Regions from separate parts of the Mus musculus genome. Here regions 1 and 3 are each linked to region 2. The links are chromatin loops, found by intact Hi-C in ENCODE. Cell type or tissue: heart. All regions are shown on one strand.

Region 1 (8,000 bases), 780 kb before region 2:
TTACAGGCTGGGATTAGCTCAGAAACAGAGCCTTTTCCTAGCATGCAAGCCCTGATTGTACTGTAGTATTTAATAACAGCACTCAAAAAACAGGACTGCTCGAAAAACAAAAACAAAAAACAAAAAACAAAAAAACAGGACTGAAGTTTCTTTTGAGGGGTTTGGGGTTTTGTTTTTCTGGTTTTTTTTTTTTTCTGAGTTTTATTTTAATTTTCTGAGACGGGGTTTCTCAGTGTTTCCCTGGTTGTCCTGGAACTTGCTCTTTGGACCAAGCTGGCCTCAAACTCAGAGATCCTCTTGCCCATCTCCCTAGTGCTGAGATTAAAGAGAAGATTCCTTTCCAGTGAGCCCTGACGCCTGCAGATGTCTCCTGTCTTTGAAGGGGGCAGAAATTTAATGTCCTTGAAGTGTTAAGCTATGGGAAAGAGACAACCAGGTGGTCCCAGACAGCTGGGGCCAGCTTAGAAAAATAACCAAATGAGTCCGTTCTTCCCAGACCAAAAAGGTCCTTTTCCAGTTGTATGGTCCCTCCTTGCTGTCAAAACAAATGTTCTCAGTTTCGAATGCTAGCATTCCTTTACCTCACACCCAATCAGGTAAGGCCATGCTTGAAAGCCCCAGCCTACCCTTTTCCCATATATATACCCCAATCCTCTAGACTCCAGTGTTGCATTCCTAACCTGCGGAGCAGGGAAGGTAGCATCCTGATGATAAGACTGTGTGTTTACATCTGTGATCTCTGCCAAGAACTGGGCATAACAAAAGGAGGGTGCCATCACCTCCTGGCTAATTTCCCCCTTTTTTCAATCTTTCAATTTTTTTCTTTGTCTTAGATTGGTTTTTGTTATTGTTGTTTGGGGTTTTTGTGTTTTGTTTTATCTTTTGCTGTTGTTTTCAGACAGGGTCTGATGCTGGCTAGGCTGGCATAAACTATGTATCCAAGGCTAAATTTGAACTCCTGATCTTCTTTCCCCCAACTCCCAAATACTGGAATTATAGCTATCATCACATCAGACCCTAAAACTTACTTTTTTATATAGAGATCAAAATGTTTATAACCTAACTTCAAGTACATCTTCAAGAGCCCAAAGTCGTGTGCACGGGAGTGGTGGGCAGTGTCTATCATGCATGCCCAGGGAAGCCAGAGGAGAATGCTGGGTGTCCCGTTCTGTTACTCTTTATTCTCTTGACCCACTCTCTCAGTGGGCCTTAAAGCCTAGCGCTGGATTGGAAGTCAGCAACCTCCATAGCACTAGGTGCTGAGCTTTTCCATGTATGCACTAGGTGCTGGGGCTTTGCCCATGGATGCTGGGGATTTGAACTCCAGTCTGCACACTGTCACTTCGAGTGTTCTTACCCACTGAGCCATTTCTACAGCCCTCACTTTGTTTTTCAAGGCAGGATCTCTCACTGGCCTGGAGCTCATCAAGCAGAGTAAGCTACTTGGCCAACAAGCACTAAGACTCCGCCCATGTCACTTTCCCGGCACTTGAGACCACAAGCTCCTGCCACCAAGCTCCACCTTTTACTTGGGTTTTGAGGATGGAACTCGGGGCCCTCATGCTTGTCACATACAGCAAGCACTGTGCCAACTACTCTCTCCCAGCGACTTCGAAGTCATTTTGAAAATCACAGTGTAGATAATTAATCGATGGAATGCAATGATTTTCTAATTTCACAAGGTTGCAGGCAGCACTAAATAAAGCACTTGTAGCACAAAGTCAGACTGTAGCCCCTACCCCCCACACTCCCACCCCCAACCCCAGCTAATCACAAATCCAGACTGTAGCCCCCCACCCTTTTAATCACTTCAGACAAGTTTCCTTCTCTTTTTATCATTTATTTTTCAAAGTCTGAAACACCCAAAACTAAGGTGTTGGCAGGTTTGATAACTGAGACCCCTCTCCTAGAGGCTGGCTGACTCCTCGCTGTGTCCTCCCATGTCTTTCCTCCAAGAGTCACTCTCTTAGCCTCTCCCCTCTCCATTTCTTCTTTGAGTTAACTTTTCTATTCTACAAGACATAGATGACAGCCAGGCGATTTTTAAAGTGCCAACCTCTCTTCACTTTCAAGGTCAGCTCCGTCTATCTAGTGAGTTCTGGGACAACCAGAGCTACATACTGAGACCCCCCTGTCTTGAAAAAACAAAACAAAACAAAACAGCTAGGCAGTGGTGGCCTTTAATCCCAGCACTCCGTGGCAAAGGCATCTCCTTGAGTTCAAGGCCAGATTAGTTTTCTGAACCAGTTCCAGGACAGCCAGGGCTACACAGAGAAATCCTGTCTTGAAAAACAATGGGCTGGAGAGATGGCTCAGCCGTTAAGAGCACTGGCTGCTCGTCCAGGTTCTGAGTTCAATTCCCAGCAACCACTTGGTGGTTCACAACCATCTGTAATGAGGATCTGATGCCCTCTTCTGGTGTGTCTGAAGACAGTGACAGTGTACTCACATACATAAAGTAAATAAATCTTAAAAAAAAAAAAGGCTGGAGAGATGGCTCAGAGTGGTTAAGAGCACTGACTGCTCTTCTAGGGGTCCTGAGTTCAATTCCCAGCAACCACATGGTGGCTAACAACCATCTGATGACCTCTTATGGTGTGTCTGAAGGCAGCTACAGTGTACTCATATAAATAAATAAATCTTTTTTAAAAACTATAAAGTTGTTTTTTTTAAAAAAAAAAAAAAAAAGTGGATGAGCCACGTGCACAGCACAGCTCACACCTTTAATCCCAGCACTGGAGAGGCAAAAGCAAGAGGATTTCTTTGAGTTTTTGATCAGTCACAGCTACATAATGAGACCATGGCTTTGAAAAGAAAAAAGAAAAAGAGTGAGAATATAATATAAACATTGTTCTACATAAAAACATGAGATAATGGGAGAAAGGCATCCAAAATATCATCTGGCTCTTTGGGGGCGGGGAGAATGGCTCTGTAAGTGCTTATTGCTGCTGTTCTCGGTGAGCTAGGAAGGTTGAGAAAAGAAGCTATCAGAGTGGGCGGGGCCTGAGTAACTGCCAATTTCAATTTTTCGATCAGACTGGAGCTACCTTGGGATGTAATTTTTCGGTTCTGCGCTCCTAGAGGGTTTCAATGCTTTTCGGTTTTCTTATCACGTGAGGCGTCGTGAGCCCCTTCTTCGAGATGAAAACTAGACTGTCCTGGAAAAGCGCACCTAGCGTCCGCACACAATTCCTAAGTGTCGACACATGTTTTAGCCGAACTCCTTCCCGTAGGAACTCAAGGGTCTCCGGGTTATGAGCCTCAACTCTACCTACCCTGCTCTGCCCCAATCGGGCCAGCTGCTACCACGCCTCAGAGTGTAACCAAAACAAAAGCTCTGAGGTCGGCGCCCCACGGAGGCATCTCCCAAGCACAGGCGCACCCCCCAACCTGGGCTCTGCCAAACAAAGACCAAACTCGACCCCGGGACCCGGCCTGCAGAATGATCGGGGAGCAACGCGTGTCTGGGTCATTCTCAGATTCTACCACGGCTACTGGTCACTTCCAAAGAAGAGTTCAAGCAGACTGTGATGCGGTTTCAGATGAGATGCTTCCTGAACGTTCTCGGACGAGAAGGAGAGGCACGGGAAATAAAAAGGCTGCACTAATTTCCTGTGGGCACTCGGAACTCAAAGTAAACGTCCCAGAAAGGTCACCGCAGTCCGAAGCCCACTGCCCCCAGTCAGGCTAAGGAGAGCGCGGGACAGGGGCGCCGGGCACCGCGAAGGCTCCTGGGGACTGAAGTCCCTCATTCAGCCTTCACAGTAATGTTGCGGGACTGGACCAGACAGCGGGACTACAACTCCCAGTAGGAAGTGCGCCTCCGTGTTGCTTACAGCCCCTCATCAAAAGAACTGGTCCAAAACTGCACCTCTAAACCCAGGCTTTCTCTTTACACCAAGCAACTGTTTAATATGACATACTGAAGTAAACTTTGGAATTTAGGGGTAGGGATCATCGTACCTTCTCCCGGAGCCAGAGCCCCGTCGACTCGCGCCACCGCCATACTTGCCGCTTGCTAATGACACCAGGCAACCGTCTTCTGCCGTTCTGTAGAGCATGTAGTCAGCAGTGGGGCGCTGCAAACTACAACTCCCAGGATGCACAGCACTCACTCGACCCAATTGGCTCCCTGATGGGACTTGCTGGCTACAATGTGGGAGGTAAAGCTTAGAAGACCCGGGTTGACACCTAAAGTTGATCTGGTGAGCAAGCTGTATTGTTAGATAAACCATTTCACTCCAGGGCCAGGTGTTTGAGAAATTCGACACTTTTACCACCTGGCACATTATAAAGACGTTGTTTAAAACTGAATTTGAGAACTCATTGCCAGAAGTCTCTATGGCAGCTACCCATTTTGACAATTCTGAATTAAGTTTAAAAGGTTTTAGCTTCTCTATAGGAATGACAGTGAAATATTTTGACATAGTCAAATGGATACGTTATATTTGCAATTTACCCAATCTTACCTAATTAAATAGATTTAAAGCCTCAGAAACTGATATTTTTGTTTTAAATGGTGGTTCTTACACATTGAACAGTTTGGTCAAGGAGTATATTTGATACATATGTACCCAGAACTTTTTCCAGAGTATTCAAAAAAGTTTAAAATAGTTTCCAGAGTCAGGAATACTTACTTTACCTGGTTGGGAGGGCACAGGCTGATCTTTTTTTGATTTAACTATGAACTCGGTAATCGGGAACTAGAAATTACAATCTTTGGACAAAACTTGACAGGGGAAGTAAAATTAAGCTAGGGTTTACAAGGTAACTCAATCGTACAAAGGGGGCTCCACTTTCTTTCATCAACTGCTCAACGTACTAAAAGCTACTCTTGGTGTTCGAGAAATTCAACACTTTTACCACCTGGCACATTATAAGGACATTGTTTAAAACAAACTGATGTTGAGAACTCATTGCTAGAAGTCTCTATGGCCGCTACCCATTCTGACAAGTCTGAATTAATTTTAAAGGGTTTTAGCTTCTCTATAGAATGACTCGCTATAAGGCTCTCTCTGAAGTCTGAGGATTCCTGTTCAGGAAAATTCAGTAACTTGGTGCTTCTAGCTTTTCAGGCTCAAAATTCTAAGAGCATTTCCTCTTTCCTGGTTCCCTTTGGCATCACTGCCCTTAAAGACCTTTCTGTTTCCCATTGCTTTAGTCTAAAGATACTTTTCTATTTCTGAAGAAACAATAAGAATTCCCCCCTTCATTTTAACCAGTAGACACCTTACTTGGAGAACAGTCTTACAACTTTATATGTCTGAAAACAAAGCAAGCCTGTCGTGGTGGCCCAAATTTTAATCCCATCAGTTGGGAGGAAGACTATATATTGTTAGATATTGGAAGAGGCAAGCAGGAGGATGTCTGTGAGTTCAAGGCCACCTTGGTCTACATAGTGAGTTTAATCATAGCCTGAGCTATGCAACAGAGAGATTCTGTCTAAAAACAAAACAAGTACACATGTACACACACACATCAGACACACACACACACACACACATCAGACACACCGGAAGAGGGCATCAGATCCCATTACAGATGGTTGTGAGCCACCATGTGGTTGCTGGGAAATGAACTCAGGACCTCTGGAAGAGCAGCCAGTGCATAAATTAAAACAATTGGAGAGGATGAAGAGACAGCTTAGCCAGTAGGGGAGTTTGCTGCCAAGACTGATGATCTGAGTTCAAGTCCCATAACCCACACAGTAGAAGATGATCACCCACTCCTGAAAATTGTGAATTGTGTTCTGAGTTCCACATGTGTGCTACCTCATTCATGGAGAGAGAGAGAGAGAGAGAGAGAGAGAGAGAGAGAGAGAGAGAGAATATGTAACTTAGAAAAAGGAAGGGCCAGGAGAGAAGTATGCCAAGTCCAGCCTTGGCCACATAGAGGCACCTTGTCTCAGAAACAAAAACAAACAAACAAAAAAAAAAAACCAAATAACAACATCAGCAAACAAGAATAACCCAGAGAACCCCTCCACAGGGTGATCACATACTGGGGATGACCATGCAGTTGTGTCCGGCTTTTCATCACTGAAGAGTGTTGTCGTTCACAAAGTTCACACGAGAAGCACTCTTGTCTTGTTCACTGTTTTTGGTTTTGGGTTTCTGAAACTGTTAGGGATCAAACTAGGCTCTCTTCATCTGAGGCAAGCACTTAACCACTGAGATACATCCCCAACTCAAAGAAAAAAAATTGTTTTAAACTTTTCTGTATTTTAAGGTTTTTTGTTTGTTTGTTTTTACAGAAGCTTTGCATTTTATGAGGTCTTATTTGTCAATTTTTTAATTAATTTTTTTCTTGGATATTTTCTTTATTTCAAATGTTTTCCCCTTTCCAGGTCTCCCCTTCAGAAACCCCCTATCCCATCTCCTGCTTTTTAGGCTTTTTTGAGACAGGGTTTCTCTGTGTAGCCCTGACTGTCCTGGAACTCACTCTGCAGGCCATGCTGGCATCAAACTCAGAAATCTGCCTGCCTCTGCCTCCCAAGTGCTGGGATTAAAGGTGTGCGCCACCACTGCCCAGCCAAAGGAGGTTTTTCTTCAGAGGAAGAGGAAGGGGCTGGTGAGATGCTCAGATGTTAAAAGCTCTTGTTTTGCTGAGGAACAAGTCCCCGCACCCACACTTCAGTTCCAGGGGATCAGATGTCCTTTTCTGATGTCTACAGGGAACCATGAAAATGCAAAATGCACATATATACATGCCGGCCAAACATTTACACACATAAAATAAAAACAAATATTTATACAAAACTGTTAATGTTTTTAATGAGGAGAATTGTGTCAGATAGTTTGAGTTACAAGAAACAAAAAAGAAAAGAAAGGAAAAAGGACAAGATGCTAAAGAGATGTTTTAATGGTTTAAGAGCACTGGCTGCTCTTCCAGAGGACCAGAGTTCAGCTCCTAGCACCCACATGACAGCTAACAACCATCTGTAACTCCAGTCCCAAAAGATCCAACACCTTCTTGTGGCCTCCATAGGAACTACAAGCATATAGGGCACAGACAGAACACTGATACACATAAAATAAGAATAATAAAATCACACGTGCACACACACACACACACACGAAATGATTTAAGTGTGCTTACAACTTTACATCAGGCTGCATTCACAGCTCTATGACAGCACTTGTGGCTCACTGAACACAGGCAGGCCCCCAACAGTCCTGCTCTTACTTCCTTAATCTCCAATTACTTTTCCCAACACTGCAGCCCCATAAGTGACGCCATGCACCTTCCTCAAGGAAGCAGACCCAACAAGAGGGACGAAGTGGTACATCCTATGATCACTGCACATGAGAGGCAGAAGTAAGCAAAAATCTCTGTCCCAGCCTGGTCTACATAGTAAGTAGCAGAATAGCCAGGGCTACATAGTGAGACTTTGTGTCAAAAAGAAAACAGAAAAGAGAGAAGGGGGGGGGGGAGAAAGTAGACTCAAGGCTTGTTCTCCAGGCTTTACACAGATACACACATGGATGCCTAGTGAGTAAGCGCTTACTGTTTTCACACAAGTCATCGTCTCAGAGGTAGGTCTACTGTATGGCGCCTAGACTGGCCTGGTTAAGTGACATTCAGTATAGCTAAGGGAAGGTAAGGGAATATTTGGTTAGCCTTTGTTTCACCGGATTGTTTGTTTGTTTGTTTGTTTGTTTGTTTGTTTTCCTGTGTTGGTGGTGATCACACCAAGTCCTTAACATCATGGGCAAGCAATTTACCATTGAGCTACATCCTCAGTTTATAGGAAAGGGTTTTTTAAATATTTATTTATCTAATTGTACATGAGTAACACTGTAGCTGTCCTCAGACACACCAAAAGAGGGCATCAGATCTCATTACAGATGGTTGTGAGCCACCATGTGGCTGCTGGGAACTGAACTCAGGACATCTGGAAGAGCAGTCAGTGATCTTAACTGCCAAGCCATCTCTCCAGCCCTATAGGAAACATTTTAAAAACAAAAGTGGAGATGATTATTTCTTATTTTAAGACAATA
Region 2 (8,000 bases):
CAGCACTTGAGAGGAAGAGGCAGGTGGATTTCTGAGTTCAAGGCCAGCCTAGTCTACAAAGTGAGTTCCAGGACAGCCAGGGCTGCACAGAGAAACCCTGCCTAGGAAAACCATAAATAAATAAATAAATAATTGATCGATCGATCAGTCCAGGCTACCAGACTCTAAAAAAGGACATTGATCTGTGGTACAGTGCTTGCTTAGTATGCATAAGGCTTTGGGTTCCATAAATACTTGGTACCACGTTAAAAAAATGTATTTTTTTAAATGGTAAAAGTAGCTATTTGATACTGGCTTGCTACAGAATTTTCCCCTCATGGGTTTTTCTTATTATTATCTCATTTCAGGTTATTCAATATGATTGTCCTATGAATTTATAATCCTAATTCTGAACCTTAAGACTTTTAGTAATTCAAATTACTACTATAAAAGTGCATATTTAGGATCAAGTAATGGGTTAATATTTGTTTTTCTGCAAGGCCAAGTAATTCCTTAACATGCTTATCTATAGACACAGAATGTTCCTACTCTTTTTACCTGTTCCAAGTAAATGACCAAGAGCACCATTTAAGCTGTCCTGAACCTCCCACAGGCTACTCTGCTTTCATTCCTGAACTTTCACTATTGCCAGCTTTCTGTCTCCTTCCCTAAAACTTACTGAACCTCCATTTTCACCCCCGCCCCTTTAATGTGGAAAATCCCTCACCAAATCACCAAACTATTCATCTTGAATTGTTTTTCATGAGTCCTAGCTTATATCATGAATATTAAATATAAACCTCCCAGTAGTCCTCACATAAACGCTCTATCTAGTCTTTGCGTCTAACTATCCCTCAAATGAAAACAGCCCTTCACTACAAGGTCAAAGCAGAAGAACAAAGTGGAACAATGTTCCACAATCTGGATGCCACAGTTATCTTAATGTAAAGAGCACTGTTGGGTTTTGTTTGATCAGTCTCACAGGTGACTTCTAATGGCTGTGATGACGTGACACCTCTATAGAACCAACTCTTACATTGTTGGCCCAATTTGTTCTCCACCTTTAGAAAACATTTACATAACATCTACTCTACCCCAGGCTCTAAAACATATTAAGTTTAGAAAGATAGTAACTATCTCATACTTTCATTGATAGTCTGACAGGAATGAAGATCTTACAATAAATCTGCATTTACTGCCTTCTATCTATAGGCCATATAAGTCAGCAATATAGACTAAGGACCGGTGCTTAGAAAGCTGAACACTCTCAGTTCCTGAACCATAGAACCATCTCACAGTACCTTCTTTACCTGGCCAGAAGGGGCACCTCATATCAAGATACACTCCCAAGTAAGACCAAGTTCCAGCACAAATGTACTTGGTAATTAATATGCCCTCTGATGGAACTGGGAAGCACTCAGCTCCAGTGGACCTAAAAGCTAACATTACATATCCTTAACATCTACCATGGGTGGCCCAGTTTCATTTCTAGTTTCCTCCCTGCAGTCTTAGCTAAAAGTTGTCCATTTGTGTAGCAATGTCAGGCACCACCGTTATTTCCTGTCCCAAGAGAAAACCTCGTCCACACAGCTGTCAACTCTGGTCCTGCCTTTCTCTAAGCAGGTAGAGATTAACATGAATGAGTTCCTAGAACTACTGTTAAGATCACTATGCATTTTCTGATGCATCTCGTTGCTGTCTTACTACTTCCTAAGTCCAGAAGTGACTCAACCTGGAACTTAACCTTCATCCAAGAAATTCCTGGTAACTGGGATACACTGATGTGTCCAAGGACATAGCCCCTGCACTAGGATACCTCAGCCTCAGGCACCTGTTGCTTAACCTGAGAAGAGGCCCTCTTTCAGAAGCTTCTAAAACGCCCACCCTCTAAACAAGTTTCTTTTTCCCTTCTTTCTTTTCTTGTCCCCGCCTCCCCAAGACAGGATTTCTCTGGGTAGCCTTGGCTGTTCTGTAGACCAGGCTGGCCCCGAACTCAGAAATCCACCTGCCTCTGACTCCTGAGTGCACCACCACCAACTGGCTCCTTTTTCTTCTCTATTTTTTCTTTCTCTCTTTTCTTTTCTTTCTTTAAAGAACCTTGATTATTCTAAAACTGTAAGTGGGTCTCAAAATCTGTATGACACGCAGTGTATATGGCAAGAATGTAACCATTTTCACTGGTAGCTATGTGAGCTCAAGTTCTTCTCTGCGGCGTACTTTCTGCACATGCGAAGGGAGCCTAACAAGCTACTTTGGTAGAATCTTTGAGATTACCTATCTACAATTCTCCCTACCGTGCCCAGAGACGGCAACTTAACAAAAGTTGGCAACTGTAATCAGTAAAACTGGGTAGGGCCCCAAGAGGACACTAAGCACGGGAGTGTACGACCGAATGGGGCTCCTTTCTGTGTCCTCAATCTACCGATTAACTCCAGGTCTACGCTCCAACGTCCAAGCCACTCCCGGGGATCAGGCACAAACGCTTTGGGCTTTCTCAAGCCCCCTTTCTATGTCTTCCATGATTCACCCTCCACCTTCCAAGTTGCTCTAGAGGGTGAAGCACCGAGCAAACGCCCCAGGCTTCTTCGATCCCTGGTTCTCGACCTCCGTAAGAGGTACCCCCAGGCTCCCCTCTACTCTCTGGGGCCGGAGGGAACAGGACTTGGGGTATCAGCGGGGCCAAACGCCCTCCAGGTCAGGCCGGGCCGGGCGCCCTCTCCTCCCCCTCCCTCCCTCCCTCCCAGCCGCCCCTCCCCCATGCCGGGCCGCTCGTCCGCCTCACCCGGGCCCTGCGCCCTCCCTCCCAGCCCCTTCCCACGGTCCCCAGCCCCACCCTCCCACCCGGCGCTGGGAGGTTCCAGAAGCCCTGCGGCCCTCCCGGTTCCCCCGACCTCCTCCTTGAGTCGCCACGCGCGCCTCACTCCGGCGGACATACCCCGCTTGCCGAGGCCGTCCACCTCAGCTGACCCGGCCGCTGCGGGCTCACTCGGTGTCGCAGAGGAGGCTTCCAAACCCCGTCCGCTCCGCCGCCGTCCGCCGAGCCTCGCCGAGCTGCAGGCTGCGCAGAGCTGGCCAATCGCACGCACCCGACGAGCCTAGCGACAGCCACGGTCCCGTACGTGGCAGGTGGGAAGCGCAGGGGCGGGAGCGAAGGGGAGAAAAAAAAAAACTGCCCTGGCGCCCCGCCTCCAGGCGCACAAGCCAGTCAGGACGCATGCGCAGTGGGTGAGGGGCGGGGCGGGCGAAGACCCCGCTGCGTCGGGTGAGCGGCCCGGCTTCCTCACTGGATGACCGAGTGTAGGAAGTGCGAGCCGAGGCGGACACGCATGCGCAGGGAATTACCAGCACTTCCGGTTTTCCGGGCAGCCAGTCTTTCCTAAGTCTGGCTGCTGGGTGGGCGGGGCGTAGTCTGCAGGGCTGGGTTTGCTACGAGAGCCTGGGGGAAGTGGGGCATCTGTCCAGAAAGGTTTGGGTCTTGTTGCTTTGTGGCTGTCGTGACTACGCGCTAGTCTGTCACATCTCGGAAAAAACGAACCCCTTTTCCGCCTTCTTTCTACACGTTCATTCATTCATTCATTCAGGATTGAGTGCCTACGCTTTGCCGAAAGAGTGCTAGGATGAGTCAGTTCCCCAGCTAAGCTCTACCCAAACATTTAGGAAGATCCGAGTTTAGAGGGCACACCCACCGGTGCAAAAGACAAACTTGGATAGTAAAAACCGAGGCTTCAAGAAGGCTTTTATAGGATAGAGATTTGACCATACCCTACACTCGCCTAAATTCAGTTTTCTTTTTGCTTTGGATGTGTTTAAATGGATGGAACTTGAGAATTATCATCCTGAGTGAGGTGACTCAGTCACAAAGGAGCAAACACGGCTTGGACTCACCCTTGAAAAGACTGCTTACACATTGGTCCCTGACTAGTGTCTGAGCAACTAGAATTCAACAATGCTTCCACTGTTCTTTATTAAGAGCCATCCCTTGTGTCTAAAGTGTTTGAATAAATGTATTTTACGCTGAACACATTTCAATCTGCTTGCAATCTGGGTGCCAGGAATCTTAGTACACAGCAACCAGTGGGTCCCGTAATCTCCTTTAACAAGAAGAAGAAGAAAAATAAATAAATAAAGCAAAGTGGAGTGGTATAATCTAACACTACAATCTAAGTCTTACAAGTAACTTCTGGCAGACTATTCACATGGTTTAGGGACTTGTTGCTGGAAGAAATTAAGTGTGTCCAGGAAGAAAGCTTAGATGTGTGCTCTGGTCTCATACAGACTTCTTTCTTTATAATTTGTTCTTTTGCTATGTTCCTTTATGTTCTTTTCTATAATACCGTATGTCCTAGACATGGATACAGTTCCCTATAGTATCTGTGCAAAAACCATACAATGCCTATAGATGTAATTTGAGCATACTTTTTATTAAAAAAATCTACATCTAGAAACACAGAGATCTCATTACCAGAATAATCTGGAAAGAAGAGGTTGTAGATTTTGTAGCAGTGCTCAGAAAGGACTTTAGTACTGTTGCTTGTCTGCTTTCAGGACAATATATTCATTCACTACTTAACTGGGGTACTATTTTGTTAATAATTTCAGCTTACCTTCATAGTCACAAATTTTAGTGGTGGCCTGAAATTCAGAGTTTTCCTTGTCTTGCTTATTCCTTTATAATGTCTTGTGATCTTATCTCAAATCACATGACTTGTAACTGTCATCTAAACTCCCAGTCTAGAACACATCCCTTCTCTATTGCTGTCTAGTGAGTACCGGGTGGTTGGGGGTAGGGGGTTTCATCTTCATTTATTATCACCAAGGTCCAGAAAGTCTCAGTTATAATATTATGGTTTCATGGCAAACAAAGTCCAAAGTCCAACAAATTGTAAGATCATACCTCTGCATGTAGCAAAGTTCCACTGGGGAAACTATACAGATAGATAGGAACTGTACCAAACTATACAGATAGGAACTGTACCAGAGGCCCCTGGGAACAGCTTGTAAGAGATAAGCATTGGATCATGTCACTCTGCCCTACTTGCCTCTACTGCACACACACACACACACACACACACACACACACACACACACACAAACACTCCACATCTTCAGTTAAGAGCTGGTACTCAGAAACATGACCAATGGGCCAAAACTGAATTATAACTATTTACACCCTTTGGAATAATCAGAACCTTAAAAGTTAGCACTAAACTGCTAAGTATTGCTGTTGCCACTGTAAAATGACTCAGCCTCCTTAGAAAACAGCTCAGCTCTTACTGATTTTTTATTAGGTATTTTCTTCATTTACATTTCCAATGCTATCCCAAAAGTCCCCCATACCCCCGCCCAACTCCCCTACCCACCCACTCCCACTTCTTGCCCCTGGCGTTCCCCTGTACTGGGGCATATAAAGTTTGCAAGACCAATGGGCCTCTCTTTCCAATGGTGGCTAACTTGGCCATCTTCTGATACATATGCAGCTAGCTATTATTGATTTAATAAAGTGTTTAAAAATACAGGTTTAAAATAAATTACAATTACTCTGTGACCCAGTGACTCTAAGCAGTATTTTAAGAGAAAATAAAATGTTAGCCAAGAACATGTCCAAAAGTAAGTTTGATTCCTAATAGTCAAAACCAGATAAAATGTTTTCTTTTTACATAAAGGAACAAGCCCAAATTTTCTTCAGTAGATGAGAATTTCAGGGGACTTCAATGTGATTATTATTATTAATATTATTAGCAGGACTACATAAGTATGTAATGGTAAGTAAAATTATAATACAATCTCATTAACTGTTAAAGTTAAGACAAGGACTCTAGGGAATATAGAAAAGTAGACAATGGTTTAAAATTAAACCATTATGGATTTTGCTGTTATAAACATATTTGTGAAGATGACTATTCACTAGCTGTAATAAAGGATAAAGTACAAATTACATATCTCAGGTATACAATATGATATTGAGAACTATCACGATCATGCTAACATAGCCATCTCCTCACGGCTATACATGTGCAAAATCATGTAATGTGTCCTCAGCACTGTTGCGAATACAGTACACCACTATTAGTTACAGTGACTCTGCTGCTGTCCAGTAGAGTTCTAGAACATACCCAGTGTGAGGCTGGAAGTTTGCAGGAAACAAGCCACCTTTTCCTCTACCACCCAATCGTTGGTGGTAGTATTCTACTCTCACCCTGTGTGCAGCTGTATTTCAGAATCCACATAGACCTGCAATTATAGACAGTGTTTCTGCAGCTGGGTTCTTTAGAGTAATCCACACTGCTGCAAATGGCCATGCCTTTCTTTCTTCCCTAAGGCTGAGTACCTCTCCATATAAACAATATATACAATTTCAATTTGTGAGGATTCAACCTACGGTTCAGTTTGTGATAGTGCAAAAGCAGTATGAATCTAGTAGAATGACACTTCAACTTTGAAATTTGATCTTTTTCTAGGTGAGCAATATGTAGTATGATTTCAAAATGTTGGGCTTCAGCCACAAGCCACAGCCCCCAGCCAGCCACCCAATCATGACAGTAAATGAGTGATACTGCCCAGTATATTACATGGCATTCAGTAAACTGCACCTTATTATGAAACCAGCTCCCTGATATGTGATTTTGTCCAACTGTCAGGGGTCTACACATGTTTGTGTAGGCTAAGCTATAGCACTTGCTACTTTGGGCATATTAAATGCATTTTATTATGGTATTTTTAATTTACAATGAGTTACTTACAAACTCACAAGGTAAAAAGTGCCCATATATGCTGAAACTACTTTACTCAATCGTCCAAAAACCAATAGTTATGTGGATTCATTAGCTTTACTGTCATGAATAACACCACACAAACACGGGAGAAAAAAACAAAGAAGCAAGATAAACTTAAAGATGGAAATGGGAGGAGAAAGAGCAAGGGACTGGCAGTTGAGTTGTGAACTTTCAACTGTCAGTTAAGATGCAGGCAAGAAAATCCAAAGGTCGGATGATTTGTTTCTCTTGACACTGCAGGAAAAGAAGGAAAAAAAAAAAAAAAAAAACCTCACCAGGAACTATCATCCCAGAGGTAACCAGAAAATGGGTAGAGTAGGACCTGCTCATATTCAACAGCTTGAAAATGAGTTCCGAGTCTTTCTTACTATACGTTGTTTTGGTTTTCTTTTTAAAGCCACATGTTATAGTCTGTATTTACTCTTATCCTATTCTCCCTCTGGATGATCCCACTCAAAGACAGTTCAGACGAGGAAAACGAGTGACCAGTCTTAGCCTGGCTCATTTCTCAGCAGATATTCGTATTTTGTCAGATGTAGTAGCCCTCTAAAGTTTGCTCTCAGCATCCCTTCTGTGATGTAGTTGTCTATTCTTCACAGTGCTTAATAAGCATCTGTCAAATAAATTATCCCTTATCTCTCCCTCACAATGAGTATTTGACCCAGGCTACCACAAAATGTCTAGCACAAAGCATATGTTCTGGGTAGACAATAGCAGCTCTGGACCTGCTTGCCCTCCTTGTCTCTCTCTGCCCACTGTACTCTATTGCAGAGGGCTACCTGTGTGCTCTATAGACTCCTGTTTCTTGACTTTTGCTGATTGCACCCAGTGTGAGACTTGCTAAGAACCTGTTGCATAGGAGGGGCTGGCAGCCCAGAGTCTTTTCTGCCCTTTTTCTAGGGAAAGCTGGTTGTCTCTGTCTCAATCCCAGACCACTGAGGAGAGGTGTTTTCAGCTCCTGCTCATACCTTCATGTTTTGTTCATGTCTCTGGCTCAAAAGAAGTATCTTCTCCCCTTGCTTCCTTGTGGCTGTCTATAGTGCATCTCATTTGGTCCTCCCTTTTTAATTACCATAAAATAGTCTTAGAGTCCCTCTATTTTAAACACCTCTGCTTTTGCTGGAAGAGTAAGGAGAATTAAATCCTGAAAGATTTGGCAAGCGGTTTGCCAAGAGGAATGAAATCCCTCTTCTTGTTAGATCTTAAGGCTTTAGGGTTAGGAGTGCCAATGCCAATCAATAGCCATAT
Region 3 (8,000 bases), 400 kb after region 2:
AAGAATTTAATACCTACAATATAACTAAAAAAGTTTAAACCTCCACTAAAGCAAAACAAAGCAAGCAAACAAACAAGCAAAAACAGTTCAACATCACTAGCCATCAGGGAAATGCAACACTAAGCTCTGAGATTCTATCTCACCTGTATCAGAATAGCTACCATTAAAAAAAAAATACACAACATCCAGTGGTGGAGGGAATATGGGGAAAGAGGCGCTATTTAATGAACAAGTTCCTGGCTGCTTCAGCTTTTCCACAATCCTTGCCAGTCCAGCATGAGGATTGCTGACTACCACTAATGCTGGTATCAGCTAGGAATCAGCACAGTTGCTGTGGCTATATCCCCAACAGCCCTCTTCACAACCACAACCACGACGACCACCACCATCATCACTGCTAGTTCAAAATTCTTTTGTGCTGTAATCCTTGCCCTTCACCTTTACTCTGGCTGCTTCCAGCAGGATATTCTTTACTGCATTTTTTCCTATTTTACTTCTGCAGAATCCCCCTTTTTTTCCTGAGCCCTCCTGATGGTAATTGTCTCTTGATCCTGATGGTTTCTGCTTTATTAAACTTCCATCAAATCTTCAGTTGAGTAGGCGGTGCTACTTTTCTTGTCATGGGAATGTCATGTCATGATTCCATCAACTGGCTGCTCCTTCTGCTGTCAGAAGCAGCCTCTGCATTTATCTGCAAGGAGCCATGTATAGTAACCCTACTTCCCCCTCTTTCACTGTGACTGATAACTCATGTATAATTTATGCACTCATTTGCCACCCTTCTGCCCACTCGGAGCTTTATAAGATCTTTTCATCCTGATTGACTGAGTTCATTGCCACTCATAAGATTCTGTTTCTTTTGGAAATGTAGAAATGCTGATTGTACTTCATTTTTTATTTTGGAAAAAAATTAATTACATTTTTTTGTTTTGTTTGCATATGCAAGTGTGTATGTGTGTGGACATTCAAGTACCGTGGTACAGATAGGGAAGTCAGAGGACAACTTGGCATGAATTGGTTATCTCTCCACCAGGCTTCAGATTCAGGTTGGCAGGCATGGTGACAGGTTTGTGTTTGGAAGACATAGGTCAAGTTTGGGCATAATTCCTCTGAAGTTCTCCGCCTTGGTTTTGGATATGGCTTATCTCACTGAACCCGGAGCACTTCTATTCAGCTAGATTGGCTATCTAGTAGCGCACAGTGATCCTCCTGTCTCTGCTTCCATAGCACTGGAATTACAAACGTGCATTCCTAGCTCTGTATTAATACATGGAAGCCAAGAATCCACACTCAGGTTCTCACGCTTGGCTACTGTGCTGGCTGGTTTTGTGTGTCAACTTGACACAGGCTGGAGTTATCCCAGAGAAAGGAGCTTCAGTTGGGGAAGTGCCTCCATGAGATCCAGCTGTAAGGCATTTTCTCAATTAGTGATCAAGGGTTTTCGGAAAAACCCCTTGTGGGTGGGACCATCTCTGGGCTGGTAGTCTTGGGTTCTATAAGAGAGCAGGCTGAGCAAGCCAGGGGAAGCAAGCCAGTAAGTAACATCCCTCCATGGCCTCTGCATCAGCTCCTGCTTCCTGACCTGCCTGAGTTCCATTCCTGACTTCCTTTGGTGATGAACAGCAATGTGGAAGAGTAAGCTGAATAAACCCTTTCCTCCCCAAGTGCTTCTTGGTCATGATGTTTGTGCAGGAATAGAAACCCTTGACTAAGACAGGTACCAAGCACTCTAATGACCGAGCCATCTCCTCAACCCACTTAGTGGTTTTAATTCACCTTTATTTAATAGCTAATGTTGAAAATCTTTTCATGAACTTATTTTTCACTTATTTATCTTTCTCAGTAAGGTGACTGTCTTTCATGACTTTGGCTTATCTTATAATAAAATTATTTGCCCTTTTAATGTTGAAATGTGAAATGTATAGATTCTAGATATTATTCCTTTGCTGAAGGCATAGTTTGTGGATATTTTTACCTGTCTTTATTTTGTGTTTCCATCTAAATAAATTTCAATTTTTTACTTACAAGTTTTAAAATTAGAACATTAAGTTATTTTATGACATTTCAAGTAAAATTACTGTGTATTTTTCTTTATTCTCTTCCCCTTTTCACGCCTGTGTTTATCTTCCTTATAATCTTCCACAGCTTCTTTTTCTCTTTTTTTTGTATGTTACATGTCTTGTTGCCCATCCCCTCACCTTTCCTCAACAACTATATTCCTCCTTTAGGAGCCTTCTCCCTGGTTTCATAACCTATACTTGCACCGACCTCTCACTAGTATATGGAGACATTATAAGCTTTGATCCACATATGGGAGACTATTATAATATACTTTATAGATCTATCCATTCCTGAAATTTTCATGATTTCATTTTTCTGTGCAATGAGTAAAATGATACTGTGTGTATGTACCACATTTTTGTTATCCAATCATCCATTATGGATATCTAGGCTGCTACCATTCCCTAAATATTTTAATTTATGCAGCAATAAACATGAATGTACAAATCTCTTTGTGGCAGACTATAGAGTCCTTTAGATCTATGCCCAATCATGGTATAGCTGGGTCACATGGTTCTATAATTTTTCCAGAACTTTTCATATTATTTCCATAATGGCTATATTTGTTTACACTTCCACCAGCAGTGAATAAGAGCGCCTCTTTCCCCATATTCCCTGCATTATCTGTTTCAGGAATTGTGTTGGGCAGGAACACTAACAATACCTATCATATGTCTAACTTAGCAACAGGTCCAGAAGTACTAAGATTACTATACCACGATTCCTACTCTTCAAGGACCCAAGATGAACTTGAGTAGCAGATACAAGAACCAATAACTATGGCAATGTGGTAATAATTGGGGAAGAAACAGAAACTGTTAATCGATAGTGTGATCATTTTGCTGGTGCTATAAAAGATCCCAAGACCCATATGGACAAAAGAAGTGACTCCCAAAGATTCATATCATGATCCGTGGAATGGGTGCACCCATACACATACATACACAAAATTAACAAAGGTGAAAATCTTTCAAATGTGTTTTAGTTCCAATGGTTTATTCAAACTGGGAGCCTTTAGTCCTCCAAGATATCACAGAAAAAAATGTGAAGTTATAGGGGGAGAATCCTTTTGCTGTTATTCTGAAAAATCCAAGATTACTCAGAGGGCATGAGATTCCGATTTTGAAGTTCTGGGGTGAGAACAGTGCCTACAGCAATCTCTATTTGATCAACTAAGTTACACTACCATTTTCAGTTTGTTGCTAGTGCAAACATTTCACTGGTGAGAACCAACATGACGCAAGAGAAAAGGCCCTGAAGTTTCAAACTGGAACATTCTATTTTAATCACTCCACGTTGACACAACTTGGCCTTTGCATCTTCATGTAATGCTATTATGGTGAGCATCCTGTGGTACTTAAAAGCCAAATGACCATCTATGGGTGTTTGGTTTTTGTTTTTTTGGTTTGTTTGTTTGTTTGTTTGTTTGTTTGTTTGACAAAAGGATGTTCAAACCTGAAATGAAGAGCCATAGCCTGGAACATTTAATTATCCATGCTTTGCCTTTTTTTCTTGAAAATTGTGTGAATTCCAAACACCTTGCAAAGTAGACTTCATGCTTTGAGACCAGATCCAGAGTTCATGAAGGCTTAAGAAAAGTACTTCAGGGCTGACGAGATGGCTCAGCAGTTAAGAGCACTGACTGTTCTTCCAGAGGTCCTGAGTTCAATTCCCAGCAACCACATGGTTGGCTCACAACCATCTGTAATGGGATCCGATGCCCTCTTCTGATGTGCTTGAAAAACAGCTACAGTGTAGTCATATAAATGAAATAAATTTTTTTTAAAAATTTAAGTTATTTCAAATAAGTGAGCAAACTCAAAGTGTTGTGACAGACACTTGTGCTCCAGGGAAGGTTGTATGGGCTAGATGTCAGGTGGAATCCATTTTAAGATACACACGTAAAGATGCCTGCGGTGATCCGGGGTCCTCGAGGAAAGCCAATAGGAAAGCCTTCTAACAGACATCCTTGCCCTTTGTAACTATTAAAGGTGCAGCACACAGGCTGCAAGTCACTTCCATGAGTCAACCTACCTTCCCCAGTTTCCATCTAGTCTTTGCCCTCTGTCATTGTCCCAGGAACTACAAATTTGTCCAAACTACAATCTGGCTATTGCAGAAATATACAAAGCTGGTTTACACAGCACGATGGTCTCACCCTTTTTCCCCCCTCCCACAGTTTCAGTCTTTAACAGGCACCAACGTAGCCACACCCCCCTCCCCGATCCTACCAATCAACTGGGAGGCCCACCATCCCTGCTGGCCAATTCCCTTCACAGTGCTTCTGCAAGTCCCGCCCACTCACAGAGCTACAGGGAGCTGTCCCTCTACACTTGCTGCACACGGCCCCCCACGCCCCTCCTCGCCGCACTGGCGACAGTGCCACGGGTCCTTCTGTCCTGGAGAAGAGGTCTGCAGTCACGCAAGGCCTGAGACCTCCCGAGCGATTCTAGGCAACCGCCTGCAAGAGGAAAGGGAAAAGCCACCCAGAGCGCCAGGCCTTCTGACCCCGGAAGTGGTTCTCCCCTGTACAGTAGATAGGGGCGGGCCCAGCCGCCGGTCTAGCCCGGCATGCCCCGGGCTTCCGGTGACCTCTGGCCCTTTTCTGTCGTCCGCTCCTGCTGCTTAGCGTGCTCGCTCGCGCGTTGCTTTCCCTCCACGCTCCCGGCTTCCTCCCCACGCTGCCCGGTGACCGTGGCGCCCGCGACCGGCGCGGCGGCGGCGGAGGACAGTCGTCATGGCCGCCTCTAAGCCCATAGAGGCGGCGATGGCGGCGGCTGCTGCGCCCGGTTCTGGAAATGGAGTGGGCGGTGGCGGTGGGACTGCGGGCCCCGGCTCGGGCGCGGGGACCCTGCCGCGATGGCACGTGGCGCTGGCCATCGGGGCGCCCCTGTTGCTGGGTGCTGGGGCTATGTACCTGTGGAGCCGAAGGCGGAGGCGCCGGGAAGCGGGAGGCCGGGGCGACGCCAGCGGCCTGAAGCGCAACAGTGAACGGAAGACCCCCGAGGGCAGGGCCAGTCCGGCCCTGGGCAGTGGCCACCACGACGGTTCTGGGGACTCCCTGGAAATGGTGAGAAGCCGCCCGGGCCGTAGAGGTGAAAACGAGCGGATGCAGCTTTTCCTTGACCCGTTGTGCGGGTGAGGGGCCCTCCCACCGGTCGGAAACTGCCGAGTGACTTTAGAGTCGTTTCTGGTTGCCTTTATAGGGAATGGAATAGCAGCTCCAGGCTGGCTAGCGTAGAGACGTTCTTTGACAATTTCCTTTGGGATCCAACAGAATACTTTGCCTTTCTTCTAAGTGACACAGCATTTATCCCTAGTATGTAGGTATGGGAAACATGCACAAATATAGTAATTCCATTAAGCGAAGAAAGGCAAATTTCACGGAACGATTGGAGTTGTACCGTGAGTTGTTATTGTGTTTCCCAAGACCAGAACTTTGCTAAGAACCTTTTAAAAACAAGCCATTTTTCTTTCGGAGTTTCTCTCTCGCTCTGATTGTGTGTGTGTGTGTGTGTGTGTGTGTGTGTGTGTGTGTGTTTGGGGAGGGAGATTAGCAACTATTACAAAGTTCAAAAAAATCATTAGGTAGCTTTGTATATAGGAAATAGTTCAGTTTTTAAGGAACTGTGCCTCCCACCCCCACCCCCGCTGCACATCTTAAAATGTTCTATTTCACCTGGACATATATATACATGTGTCCAAGCCTGATAAAGAGTCTCTGGTGTTATAACAAGCATTGGAGTGATAAACTGCTCTATCGGATCTGGTGGTCAGACTATTAAATCTTTTTGACAAGTTTGACGGCTGTGTGGAGAATTGGCATGGACTGAGATTGAGTGAGATAAGGGACTTTACTGGGTCAGGAATTCTGTGGTGGTATTACCAGAGTAATCCAAGTTCAGAGAAACTTACAGGTAAATAAATACCAGGTATGTGCCTGAGGAAATTCTTTATACACACGCATCCTATGTGCACTTAACACTCATGAGAAAAACTGTACAGTTAAATGAATGGCAGGCATTTTCATCCCATTCAGCCTGAAGACACGTTGTTCTTTTCCTAAGTAGCTTCAGAGGCTCTGGTATATGACTCCAGGGATAGTACTTACTGTGTGTGAGTCACCGTGCTAGCTAGCAGGAAGGCTGTTTGTTCTCTCCTATGGGGAAGTTAAACAGCCAATTTCTAACCAGAACTTACAATGTTGGAGGGAACCATGATCTTTGAGAGCTGAGGAGATGCCATTCTACATTGTCCTGTCCAGCATTGTTATTTTGGTAAGCTCAGTTTATGTCATTGTCATCCTGGTAGGCTAAGAGGATTAAAATATTTGGTCCCTTCTATTTCATCCAGCACTAAAATGTTAAACCAAAGTTTTTAGGATGAAAGCCCAGCACTGGCAGCCCCAGCAAACTATGATGAGCAACCACACTCCAAGAAGCCCTTTACAGAGATAAATAATGGCAAAAAGCAAAGATTTGTTTAGTGTTGCCATACTGGAAAGAGGGATGGTCAGTTGGTTCCAGTAACTTCCAAGTTTTTAGGTTACTCACCAGACCTTTAAGGTTTAACTGATGGGAGAATCTGGGCAAGAGGTATGGAAATGAAGCAGCTCTGGTCAAGAAGTGGTATGGCAGTTGTGAGGGCTGGTGAGGGCTGAAGGAAGGGTTCCTAAGGGGATTAGTCTGGTCCCTGTAAGACAGTTGCGTATGTCCCAGGGCATGGACTCAACATCCAGGATAATTACCCTCGTCTGAGGGGTGCTCTGGAATCCAAGGTGACTCGAGGAAAAGGTTAAGGACAATGACTTAACCTCTGGGTTCAGTTGAGCTGAAGGGGACAGAATGCAGAGATGTTATGCTCTTGTCCTACTTTCAGTCACCTATGGGCCAGAGTGAGATTTTAAGGGCATTTTTAGCAAAGCAACCTGTAAGTGCCTGTTTAAGAAATGGTGTGGTTGTGAGTGCCCGTGAAGGTGGTTGTCAAGAGCCTTCTTTGACTCAGTTATTGTTTCCATAGATGTGAAATTTTGTACATGTGAAAATTTCATATCTAAAGTTTCTATTTCATTTTAATCTGGAATAGTAAATAAGTAAACGTTACATAAAAGTTCTTAAGTTCTATAGTAATCATAAATTAAGAATAAGGGGAGCTGGCGTGGAGAAGTGTCTTAACAGTTAAAGAGTGCATATCGCTCTTGCAGAGAACATGAGCTTGTTACCAGGACCCTTGTGTGATAGCTCACACTTGTAATTCCAGCTTCAGGAGGATCCAGTACCTCCAGTGTTCAAGAACACCCTCACTTGGTTGCACATAAGCACGTGTATGCATTTACACATATATAACACAGAAATAATTAGTAAATTCCCTTTTTAGTATTGCAACATTGTCTGCAGCAGTACTAATTATTTTAATATTTATAAGTGGCTTCTAGTTTTTATAAAGAATAATTTTGATTGGCCTGACTTCTGTTGAATTCTCTGCTTTAAAATGGTTATTATATTTGTCCCAAAATAAAACTGAGCAAAACACTTGAACATGCCATTTTTTTTTTAACCTCACCATGTAGAATTTAGGAATATGGTCCTGAAATCTTACTTGGAATTACTAAATTATTGTTTAGCAAGGCAATATTAAGAATCATTATTTTCTAGTGGAAATTATATTCTTAAGTGTTGGTAGAGAGTCATATTTGACTCTTACGAGTGTCTGTGTATAACTGATATAACTGATATAACTGCGTATAACTCATCCGTATTTCCTATGGCTGAAGGACTCCCTCTGCGTTAGCTCTGCATTGTCTCAGCTGAAGGTACAACAGGCTTTCTAGGTGCTGTGTCTCCAGCTGCACAATAACTACCTTTTTTTTTTAACAGGATTAAGGAATTACCAGATATCTATTCAGGGTTCAGTGTTAGCAGACTGAAAAGAAAACCTGT

Evidence for each region. A loop is a pair of places that touch in the nucleus more often than their neighbours do. Peaks named below come from ENCODE experiments on the same cell type or tissue, not always from the same donor. Only the 100,000 strongest peaks of a DNase experiment are listed, where the experiment ranks them.
Region 1: a loop joins it to region 2, with 4 times the contacts of the local background. A loop is called at or near these places in 9 of 42 quality-filtered maps.
Region 3: it touches region 2 in a loop (4-fold over the local background); 5 of 42 quality-filtered maps call a loop at or near these places.

What each region holds. Positions count from the first base shown.
Region 1 is chr16:55,930,790-55,938,789 of GRCm38, forward strand. Cep97 (centrosomal protein 97) reads right to left here and starts at 4,059. Exons shown (of 11, transcript NM_028815.4): 1 at 3,964-4,059. The coding sequence starts at 4,006. In heart, no CTCF peak of the experiment used is centred here; DNase peaks (open chromatin) are centred at 3,802 and 4,082; H3K4me3 peaks cover 1,731 bases; H3K27ac peaks cover 1,374 bases.
Region 2 is chr16:56,714,271-56,722,270 of GRCm38, forward strand. It overlaps Tfg (Trk-fused gene), which reads right to left and starts at 3,180. Exons shown (of 8, transcript NM_019678.3): 1 at 2,915-3,180. In heart, no CTCF peak of the experiment used is centred here; a DNase peak (open chromatin) is centred at 3,291; H3K4me3 peaks cover 2,932 bases; H3K27ac peaks cover 2,529 bases.
Region 3 is chr16:57,117,064-57,125,063 of GRCm38, forward strand. It overlaps Tomm70a (translocase of outer mitochondrial membrane 70A), which reads left to right and starts at 4,651. Exons shown (of 12, transcript NM_138599.5): 1 at 4,651-5,131. The coding sequence starts at 4,799. In heart, no CTCF peak of the experiment used is centred here; DNase peaks (open chromatin) are centred at 4,348 and 4,588; H3K4me3 peaks cover 3,006 bases; H3K27ac peaks cover 1,794 bases.